Regions from separate parts of the Homo sapiens genome. Here region 2 is linked to region 1. Evidence: chromatin loops called from intact Hi-C (ENCODE). Cell type or tissue: Caco-2. All regions are shown on one strand. Each heading gives the region's core, and the rest is flanking DNA. Links, peaks and the distances in the headings are about the cores only.

The links. Hi-C counts contacts between places; a loop is a spot of excess contacts. Peaks named below come from ENCODE experiments on the same cell type or tissue, not always from the same donor. Only the 100,000 strongest peaks of a DNase experiment are listed, where the experiment ranks them.
Region 2: it touches region 1 in a loop (6-fold over the local background); 1 of 110 quality-filtered maps calls a loop at or near these places.

Annotation. Positions count from the first base shown.
Region 1 is chr21:22,372,118-22,377,329 of GRCh38, reverse strand. The region is part of intron 2 of LOC107985508 (a long non-coding RNA gene); the gene reads right to left. Among named protein-coding and RNA genes, the nearest start is that of LINC00308, 280 kb to the right of the region's middle. In Caco-2, for the core only: no CTCF peak of the experiment used is centred there; a DNase peak (open chromatin) is centred at 2,589.
Region 2 is chr21:22,286,977-22,292,188 of GRCh38, reverse strand. All of the region lies in intron 2 of LOC107985508 (a long non-coding RNA gene), which reads right to left. Among named protein-coding and RNA genes, the nearest start is that of LINC00308, 190 kb to the right of the region's middle. In Caco-2, for the core only: no CTCF peak of the experiment used is centred there; no DNase peak of the experiment used is centred there.

The sequences.
Region 1 (5,212 bases), core at 580-4,579:
ATTATATTGTTTTACATTTTTACAAATTAATGTAATGTCCAAATTCAAGAAAAGATGGGGATTATCATATCTGCTTTTTTATGTAATCTATTGTGATACCACATGTCTATAAAGCCTTTGAAAATATTCACTGTATGCTCATGAGGAAAAGACTAGAAAGAGCAAATAATGTCATAATATTATAATTAATGTGGTTTTGAGTCCATGGGCTTCCAAAAGTATATTCCAAACCTGCTGGGCTTTTTGGTCATATTTGATATGTGTGCTCTAGATAGTGAGTATATATCATAGAGGCAATTTGATTATATTTATATGAGATTTCTAAGTATACACAGCATCTTTTACATTGTGAATGTCATATATATGTAATAATAATTAACTAAGTATGTAATTCTAACACACATTAACTAACTTTCAACGTAAATGTAGCTGGAATTTGTATTAATTATTAACAGATAAAAATGAAGAAAGAAACCAGATATTACTTATGGGTTATGACTTGATAAAAATAAAGTAATGATTGATTACCAGTTATACTCCACAAACTAAACGGTGTCAATTCTGTTATGCTGCTTACCTAATAGTCTTCTATTAATTAGGTGATTTTTTTCATAATTCATTCTGAGATTTTCACACAATCGTGAGTTCGGTGACTTTGCTTTTTTATCTAGGAATTTTATTTGAAAAACAATGACACATAGTACACTATTTTGGTTATGCTATTAATCTTACTATTTAATGCAATAATTTCTGCATTAAGGCTCTTACTAGAAACATAGGAAATTAAAACAAGGAAGACAAAGGATGGCAGAATAATAATATTGACAATGTTCACTCATGTGAAAGAAATCTTAAAAGGTTATTCATAAAGTTGGCTATGGTGTTTCTCACTACCATTGGATTAAAATAATGCCAGTGGCCCTATCCCTTGATGGCATGGTTTCATATCTTTTTCTAATAATTTTCTCCTTCCAAGTCATGACCAAATTTGAGCTGTAAGGAATTTAAGGAAGAAAGTAGATAAAAATGAAGTTTAAGTAGTATTCTGTACACTAAAACAATCACCAAGTCTAAATAAGAAGAAAGTAGTAAACTCCCAGGACATTAAGGGAAGATAAAAAACCCTGTAGGTACACAGAAAAAAAGAAAGAAAACAGATTACAAAATAAAGTCTACTGTACTTGCCATAAACAAGAACAAATTTAAAAAATACAATTCCTCCTATATTTAGTTTGTTGAGTGTTTTAATTATGAAATAGTGGTGAATTTTGTCTAATGCTTCTTTCTTTGTCTATTGAGATGATCAAGTGATTTTATTCTTCATTCTGTAATGTGATATATAACATAATTGATTTGTATATGTTGAACCAAATTTGCCACTTGATCATGGTGAATGGTGCTTTCAACATGCTGTTGACTTCAATTTGCCTGTATTTTATTGAGGATATTGAAACTACGTTTATCAGGAAGATGGTCTTTTAATTCCCATCTCTTGCAGTGTATTTTCTGGCTTTGGTATCAAGAAAATGCAACCCTTGTAAGATGAATTTGGAAGTATTTCCTCTTCTTTATTTTTAGAGGAGTGAAGAAGATCGGTATTAATTGTTATTTGAATGTTTGGTAGAATCCACAGTGAAGCCATATAGTCCTGAAATTTCCTTTGTTGAAAAGGTTTTTCTTGCTGATTATTTTTTCTTACTCTTTTATGATCTATCTTATCTATCTTTATGATTTTCTTTGTGATTCAGTCTTGATATGTTGTATGTTTCCTAGGAACTCATCCAATTATTGTAGGTTTTCCAATTTGTTGGCATATAATTATTCAAAAAAGTTTCTTATTATTATTTGTTATTTCCCTGGTATCAGTTGTCGTTCTCATGCTAGAGTTCTTATGAGATCTTGTTGTTTGACAAATGTGGGGATTTTCCACCTTCAGGCATGCTCTCTGTCTTCCTCGTGCTGCCATTTAAGACATGCCTTGCTTTCCCTTTGCCTTCTGCCATGACTGTAAGTTTCCAGAGGCCTCCCCAGCCATGCAGAACTGTGAGTCAATTAAATCTCCTTTTTTCTTCTAAATTACCCAGTCTCAGGTATTCTTTATAGTAGTGTGAGAATGAACTAATATAGAGAATTGATACCAAGGTAGTGGGATATTGCTATAAGATACCTGAGAATGTGAAAGCCACTTTGGAACTGGGTAACCAGCAAATGATGGAACAGTTTGGAGGACTCAGAAGACAACAAAATAAGGAAAAGTTTGGAACTTACTAGAGACTTGTTACGTGGTTTTGACTAAAATGCTGATAGTGATATGGACAATGAAGTCGAGACTGAGGCAGTCTCATGTGGGAGACTGACCCGCAGATCCTGACCCAACGACAGATGAATAATGTACACTGACACAGATATTTTGCCTGACAGTCCAGCTAAGTGTCTGGACCACTCACAGACACCAGGGAGGGTGCTGTAAAGAGTTGCAGCTGTGGCCCTGATCAGCCAGCGAAGCTCACATTTATTCAGTATGTAAGTGACAAAAGTCTTGAGTAAACACCACTAGAGGGTAATTGACATTGCCGACACCCCCCTCCTCCCGCGCCCCAGTAGAGAGCAATTATGCACCGGTGGGAAATCAAAGGTTGGTCTTAGGACCACATGAGTAAACAAGCTATTTAGATAAACTCCCTTGAATTCCTTTGTTATTTACCCTTGCTATTAGCTCAAAGAGGATTAGGCTGCTTCAGCAGTATCTTTTACTGAAGCTATGCAAAACCCCGGCCTTCCTGGAAGGTTTGTGACTATTTTACAACTTCTCCCACCATTCTGACTGAACCCCCACAGTCTCAGATTGAGGTGAGGAACTTATTGGGAACTGGAGCAAAGGTCACCCTTGCTATGCTTTAGCAAAGAGACTGGTGGCATTTTGCCCCTACCCTAGAGAGCTGTAGAACTTTGAACTTGAGAGATATGGCTTAGGGTATCTGGTAAAATAAATTCTAAGCAGAAAAGCATTTAAGAGGTGATTTGGCTTTTCCTGAAAGCATACAGTTATATGTGTTCACAAAAAGATTATTTTAAATTGGAACTTATGTTTAAAAGGGAAGCAGAGCATAAAAATTTGGAAAATTTGCAGCCTGACCATGAGGTAGAAAGGGAAAACCCATTTTCTGGGAATAAATTCAAGCCAGCTGCAGAAATTTCCATAAGTCACAAGGAGCTGAATGTTAACAGCCCAGACAATGGGGAAAATGCTTCCAGAGCTTGTCAGAGGCTTAGGGTCCTGCTGCTCTGTGCAATCTTTGGACATGGTGCCCCTGCATCCCAGCCACTCTGGCTCCAGCATGGCTAAAAGTTGCCAAGATACAGCTCTGGCCATTGCTGTAGAGAGTGCAAGCCCCAAGATTTGGTGGCTTCCACATGCTGTTGGTCCTGTGGGTGCACAATAGACAAGAATTGAGCTTTGGGAACCTCTGCCTGGCTTTAAGAGGATATATGAAAATGCCTGGATGTCCACCCAGAAGTCTGCTGCAGGGCTGGAGGCCTCATGGAGAACCTCAGCTAGGACAAAAATTATTTGACCAAGTATATGTGGGTTTATTTCTGTGCTATTTTGTTTAATTGGCTTATTTTTCTGATTTCAAGGCCAGTACAATACTGTTTTAATTGTTGTAACTTTATAATATAATTTAATAAGAAAATGTGATGCCTTCAGCTTTGTTCTTCTTTCTTAAGATTGCTTGGGCTATTCTTGGTCTTTTGCAGTTTCATATAAATTTTGGAACTTCTTTCTCTTTCTATATTAAAAAATCAAGATTTTGGTAGAGATTACACTGGGACTTTAGATCACTTTAGGTAGTATGGACATTTTAACAGTAATAAGGCTTTCAACTCATGAACATGAGAAAACTTATTCATCAAAAATGAAGAGATAAGGACTTTCCAAATAAAATAAAAAAGAATTAATCCTCACTAGATATGCCTTACATCTGATTTTGCAGGGTACAGTCTCTACAGTTGCTTTCATGGGCTAGCACTGAGTGCCTTCCAAGCTGTCGATGAATCCATCTTTCTGGGTGGGGTCTGGAGGACTGTGGCCCAATTCCCACAATTCCACTAGTCAGTGCTTCAGTGGGGACCCTGTGTGGGGGCTGCAACCCCACATTTCTCCTTTGCATTCATCGACAGCTTGGAAGGCACTCAGTGCTAGCCCATGAAAGCAACTGTAGAGACTGTACCCTGCAAAATCAGATGTAAGGCATATCTAGTGAGGATTAATTCTTTTTTATTTTATTTGGAAAGTCCTTATCTCTTCATTTTTGATGAATAAGTTTTCTCATGTTCATGAGTTGAAAGCCTTATTACTGTTAAAATGTCCATACTACCTAAAGTGATCTAAAGTCCCAGTGTAATCTCTACCAAAATCTTGATTTTTTAATATAGAAAGAGAAAGAAGTTCCAAAATTTATGTGAAACTGCAAAAGACCAAGAATAGCCCAAGCAATCTTAAGAAAGAAGAACAAAGCTGAAGGCATCACATTTTCTTATTAAATTATATTATAAAGTTACAACAATTAAAACAGTATTGTACTGGCCTTGAAATCAGAAAAATAAGCCAATTAAACAAAATAGCACAGAAATAAACCCACATATACTTGGTCAAATAATTTTAGCAAGGGTGCTAAAAATACACAATGGAGAAATTGTTGGTGTCTTAAAAGTTGATACTGGATATTCACATAGAAGAGAATGAAATTGTAATCTTATCTTACACCATACACAAAAATCAACTCAAAATGTATTAAAGAATTAAAGATAAGACCTGTAATTGTTAAAGTTTTAGATGATTTATTGGATATTACACCAAAGGGACAAGCAACAGAAGCAAAAATGCATTCTTCTATCTCAAGAATTATAATTATAATGTAATTCCGATTTCAAGGACAACTGGGACTAAAACAAACTAAAAACACTTTCTACTCAGGCAAGAAAACCATCAAAAGAGTGAAAAGGTAAAATATGGAATGGGAGGAATATTTGCAAATCATACATTTGGTAAGGGGTTAATATCCAAAATATATAAAAAGATCCTACAACTCAATAGTAAGTAAGAAACAATTTGATATAAAAAAGGAAAAAGACCTGGATGAATCTTTACCCAAAGAAGACATACAAATGACCAACAGGTGTAAGAAAATGTGCTCATTATTATTAATTT
Region 2 (5,212 bases), core at 539-4,538, 85 kb after region 1:
TCTTTCTTTACTAATTGATCATATCTAAAGATGACAAATAATTAATATGATTGAATTAGAAATATTTAGAATTTTTAGACAATGGATTAAGCTTAGATGCAGCCATGATTCATAATTTAATAGTGTGATACAAGATATTTACAAGGAAAATAGCATACATTTGTAAATGGATTATTTTTTCAAATGTGAGTTTACCTTAATAATAGAATTTTTTGTAGGCGATATTTACAAGAGCTATTCTGTACTGTAATTATGCAGGGTACTGAAGAGAATGTAGTATAGATAGTACAATACAATGGAATAATCCAATATGTCTTCTTTAAATGAGAGCAGATTTCCTCTACTCTCTTTAATTTCTGTAATTTCTTCTTGCTCTGCTCCTTGGGCTTTATGAATTTTACCATGATTAAGTAAATAGATCTGACTTCCATGAGAATATTACGTAAATTTGAGGCCTTCATGATTAACTGTTTGTAAAACAAGGTATACATACAGTGAATTTGCAAAATTACTATATCATAATCATAGCTATAATAGAACAAAGTTAGCTATTTCCTTTTAACAGTCAAAAAGAGTGGTCATCTTTCAAGTCTTAATTTCCCAGTAATCTTACATCAGAGAAAAAAATCCCACAATATACTAAAAATATTTATTATTCATTAAAAAAAGAGTAGCTTTTACCTAGTATGAAATATGTAATACAAATTCAGGAAAAATATGATATAAGAATAATTAGAATATTTAGAATAATCACATCAACTATTTTTTTTTTTTTGAGACGGAGTCTCACTCTGTCGCCCAGGCTGGAGTGCAGTGGTGCAATCTCGGCTCACTGCAAGCTCCGCCTCCCGGGTTCACGCACATCAACTATTAATGCTCTTCTTGAAACCAAGTCAAAATAGAACACACACAAAAAATGAATTTCTTAAATATAGACTACCATAAAAAATTAAATATAAACTTTATGGAAAACAAAGGCTCAGCTGGTTCTATGTATGTATGGCCTTACACTTTAATTTGTATTAACTTCCCATTTTCTCTTACCTCCTCACTGGTACTTGTTTCCATGGGTGGTTTATAATTCATCATTAAGTTTAATAAAGCATATGGTTCCTTCTACATTCACAAAATGAAATGCATGTTTTGGGACTATGTAACTAAATATGAGCCTTTCCTAAGTACCAGGGTATTATTTTCAGAAATGTCTGTGAGGTTGTAGTTACAGAAACATCTCCTACAGATTATCAACACTGTCAAACACATTTAGGAAAGCAGTCAAATGGGCATAGGCAATTGTAGTAGCATAGAATGAGATTTGTCTGTATTTTTTAACTGTCAGAAAAAGAAAACTGCAGGATATTTTAGCAGTAAAAAAAGTACACATGTGATATATTCATTATTCCCCCCTTCCTGGGTTAAATATGCCACAAAGAACAAATATAATTCCATATTCTTTATCTTGTAGTGGGAAAAATATTAAACTTACTTATGCAAAGAATCAGAATTGCATATTGGATATGTAAATAGTCCTAATTCAATGCTGAATACAAGGGGGAATATGTATGTGTGTATATGTGTGTATATATATATATGTGTATACACACACACACATATATGTGTATACATATATGAGAGAGAAAGAGCAATTCTGTAAAATTGGATTGTTGGATATAAAGTTATGGACAATGTGATATGAGGCAAGTTTAAACAGAGTAAAACATGCATCATAATTTTATTACCAGGTATCGTGAAGGCATAAAATGAGACAAATAATTAAATACAAAAGGACACTTTCTAAGGCAAACAGATACAGCTTAAAACAAATTACAATAATTTAAATTATTTATCAGTCAAGAATCTACCAGCAATATTAATTTCTGAAAGTAAAAGGGGAAATAAAAGCATTCACGTAGTTGAATTTTCTTTTTTAAATTGAGATATACTTTACGTGCTGTGAAACTGACTCTTTAGATTTATAGTTCTCTGTTTTCTCAAATGCATACAGTCTTGTAAACACCAGCTCAATCAGGATACAGAAGTTACAAACCCACCCCCATTCCCTCATGCTTCTTTTTAGTAAATCCCTTTCCACAACCCCAGTCCCAGCAAATACTGATCTGTTCTTTGTCTCTATAATTTTGCCTTTCCCTGAATATTACATCAATTTAATCATACACATATGTGACCTTTGGGATTGGGCTTCTTCCACTTAGGATAAAGCATTGCAATTCACTCATGATGTTTCATGCATGTAGTTGCTGCAGTGGATACCAACTTTATATAAATGGATTCCGTAAGTTTTGTCAAAGAATCTTATCCTATAGTTTGAGGATAAGGCATGAAAGACTATATACTTAATACATTGTCTCAGATTATTTGGTGACTGAGGTCTTTGGATTGCACCGTGAGAAGCCCTGAACTAGGCAACAGGAAACAAACTTTCCTTGACTAATTCAGAAGAGAGTTTGTAGGTAGAGACAAAGGGGTACAGAGTCAACGTTCCCGGCACTCTATCCATTCTCAAATCTAATAGAACCTTGAAAAAGCAAAGGATTCTAGTCTTATTGGTCAAGGTCTCATCCACTAATAAGATCTCCTACTTTAAAGCAGGCTTTTAAAAAAAATCATTACATCACAGATTTTGCATTCAGCAAAATGTGATTATCTCGACAATAAGGCAGAGTTCATTGGTTGTAAGCAACAGGAATGCCTACAGCTACAGAAGTAAAACAGATGTGTTAGGATTATTTTGTTTGGAGTAAACTATCTAAAGCAAAAAATATAATGTATTAGCCTTTGTATCTGGGATTTCATAATTATGATTGGCAACAGGAACAACTGGACTTTGAGATTCAAATATTTACCCATTTATCACTATCTTATCCTCTCCTAACCCCATGTTATGGGTTTAACTTTGCCCCCACTCCCCAGAGAAAATAGATATACTGAAGTTCTTACCTTTAAGTACTTCATAATGTGACCTTATTTGAAAACTGAGTTGTTTCAGATGTAATGAATTAAGCTGAGTTCATGCTGAAATAGTGAGTCTTTATTCCAATAGCACTGGCGTCCTCATAAGAGGATGGCCATGTGGAACAGATACACACAGGGAGAAGACCATGCGATTACATAGACAGAGGCTGGAATTACTCAGCTGCAAGCCAAGGAATGCCAAAGATAACCAGCAAATTGTGAGAAGTGAGAGAGGGGAAAGGAGGGATACCTCTGTAGATTTCAAAGGATACATAGTTTTGAGGACATCTTAATGTTACATTTCTAGCCTCCAGAACTGTAGAAAAATAAATTTCTTTTATGCTAAAAGAAATTACCCAATTTGTGGGGCTTTGTTGGTAGCCATGTGAAACTAACATACTACATTAGTCTGTTCTTGTATTCCTGTAAATAACTACCTGAGACTGGATAATTTATAAAGAAAAGAGGTTTAATTGTCTCATGGTTCCACAGGCTATACAGAAACCGGGACTGTGGAGGCCTCAGGAAACTTACAATCGTGGTGGAAGGCGAAGGTTAAGGAAGCATGTCCCACATTGCTGCAGTAGGAGAGAGAGAAAATTGGGAAGTCTACACATGTTTAAACAACCATATCTCCTGAGAACTCACTATCATGAGAACAGCAGTGAGGAAACTTGCCCCATGATCCAATCACCTCACAGCACACTCCTCCTTCAATGTTGAAAATTACAGTTTGACACAAGATTTGGATGGGGACACAGACCCAAACCATATAATTCTGCTCCTGGTCACTCCAAAATCTCATGTGCTTCTCACAATTTCAAAACACAATCATGCCTTCCCAACAGCCCCCAAAGTCTTAGCACATTCTAGCGTTAACTCAAAAGTCCAAATTCAAAGTCTCATCTAAGATAAGGCAAATATCTTCCGCCTATGAGCCTGTAAAATAAAAACTAGTTACTTCCAAGATACAATGGGGGTAAAGGCTTTTGGTAAATGCACCCATTCCAAAAGGGAGAAATTGGCCAAAACAAAGGGGCAACAGTTCCGCTGCAAGTCGGAAGCCGAGCAGGGCAGTCAATAAATCTTAAAGCTCCAAAATAATCTCCTTTGACTCTATGTCTCACATCCAGGTCACACTGTTGCAAGAGGTGGGCTCCCATGGTGTTGGGCAGCTCCACCCCTGTGGCTTTGGAGGGTATAGACTTCCTCACAGCTGCTTTCACAAGCTGGCATTGAGTGCCTTTTGCTTTTCCAGGCACATAGAGCAAGCTGTCAGTGTATCTACCATTCTGGGGTCTGAAGGATGGTGGACCTCTTTTTACAACTACACTAGGTAGTGCCCCAGTGGGGACTCTGTGTAGGGGCCCTAACCCCACATTTCCCCTTCTGCAATGCCCTAGTAGAGGTTCTCCTTGAGGGCTCTGCCCCTGAGGCAAACCTCTGCCTGGATATCCAGGCATTTCCATATGTCCTCTGAAATCTAGGCAGAGGTTCCTAAGCCTCAGTTCCTGCCCTCTGCTCCCACACAGACTTAACACCATGCGGAAACTGCCAAGGCTTGCAGCTTGCATGCTTTGGAACAGCAGCCTAAGTCATGTCTGGGTCCCTTTTAGCCATCGCCAGAACTGGCGTGGCTGGGACACAGGGAACAGTGTCCTGATGTTGCACAGGAAAGAAGTGCCCTGGGCCCAGCCTGCAAAACCATTCTTCCCTCCTACGCCTCCAGGCCTTTGGTGGGAGGGCTTGCTGTGAAGGTCTCCAAAATTCTTTTGAGGTATTTCCCCCATTTTCTTGGCTATTAACATTTGGTTACTCTTTACTTATGCAATTTTCCACAACTGGCTTGAATTTCTCCCTACAAAATGTGTTTTTTTCTTTTCTACCACATGGTCAGGCTGAAAATTTTCCAAACTTTTATGGTCTGCTTCCCTTTTAAACATAAGTTCCAATTTCAGAAAATCTTTTTCTGAATTCATATGACTGTACACTGTTAGGAACAGCCAGGTCACATCTTGAATGCTTTCTGCTTAGAAATTTCTTCCCCCAGATACTCTAAATAATCTCTCTCAAGTTCAAAGTTCCACGGATCTAGGGCAGGGACAAAATGCCTCCATTCTCTTTGCTAAAGCATAGCAAGAGTGACGATTATTCCAGTTCCCAATAAGTTCCTCATCTCTATCTGAGACCACCTCAGCCTGGACTTCATTGTCCATATCACTATCAGCATTTCAGTCGC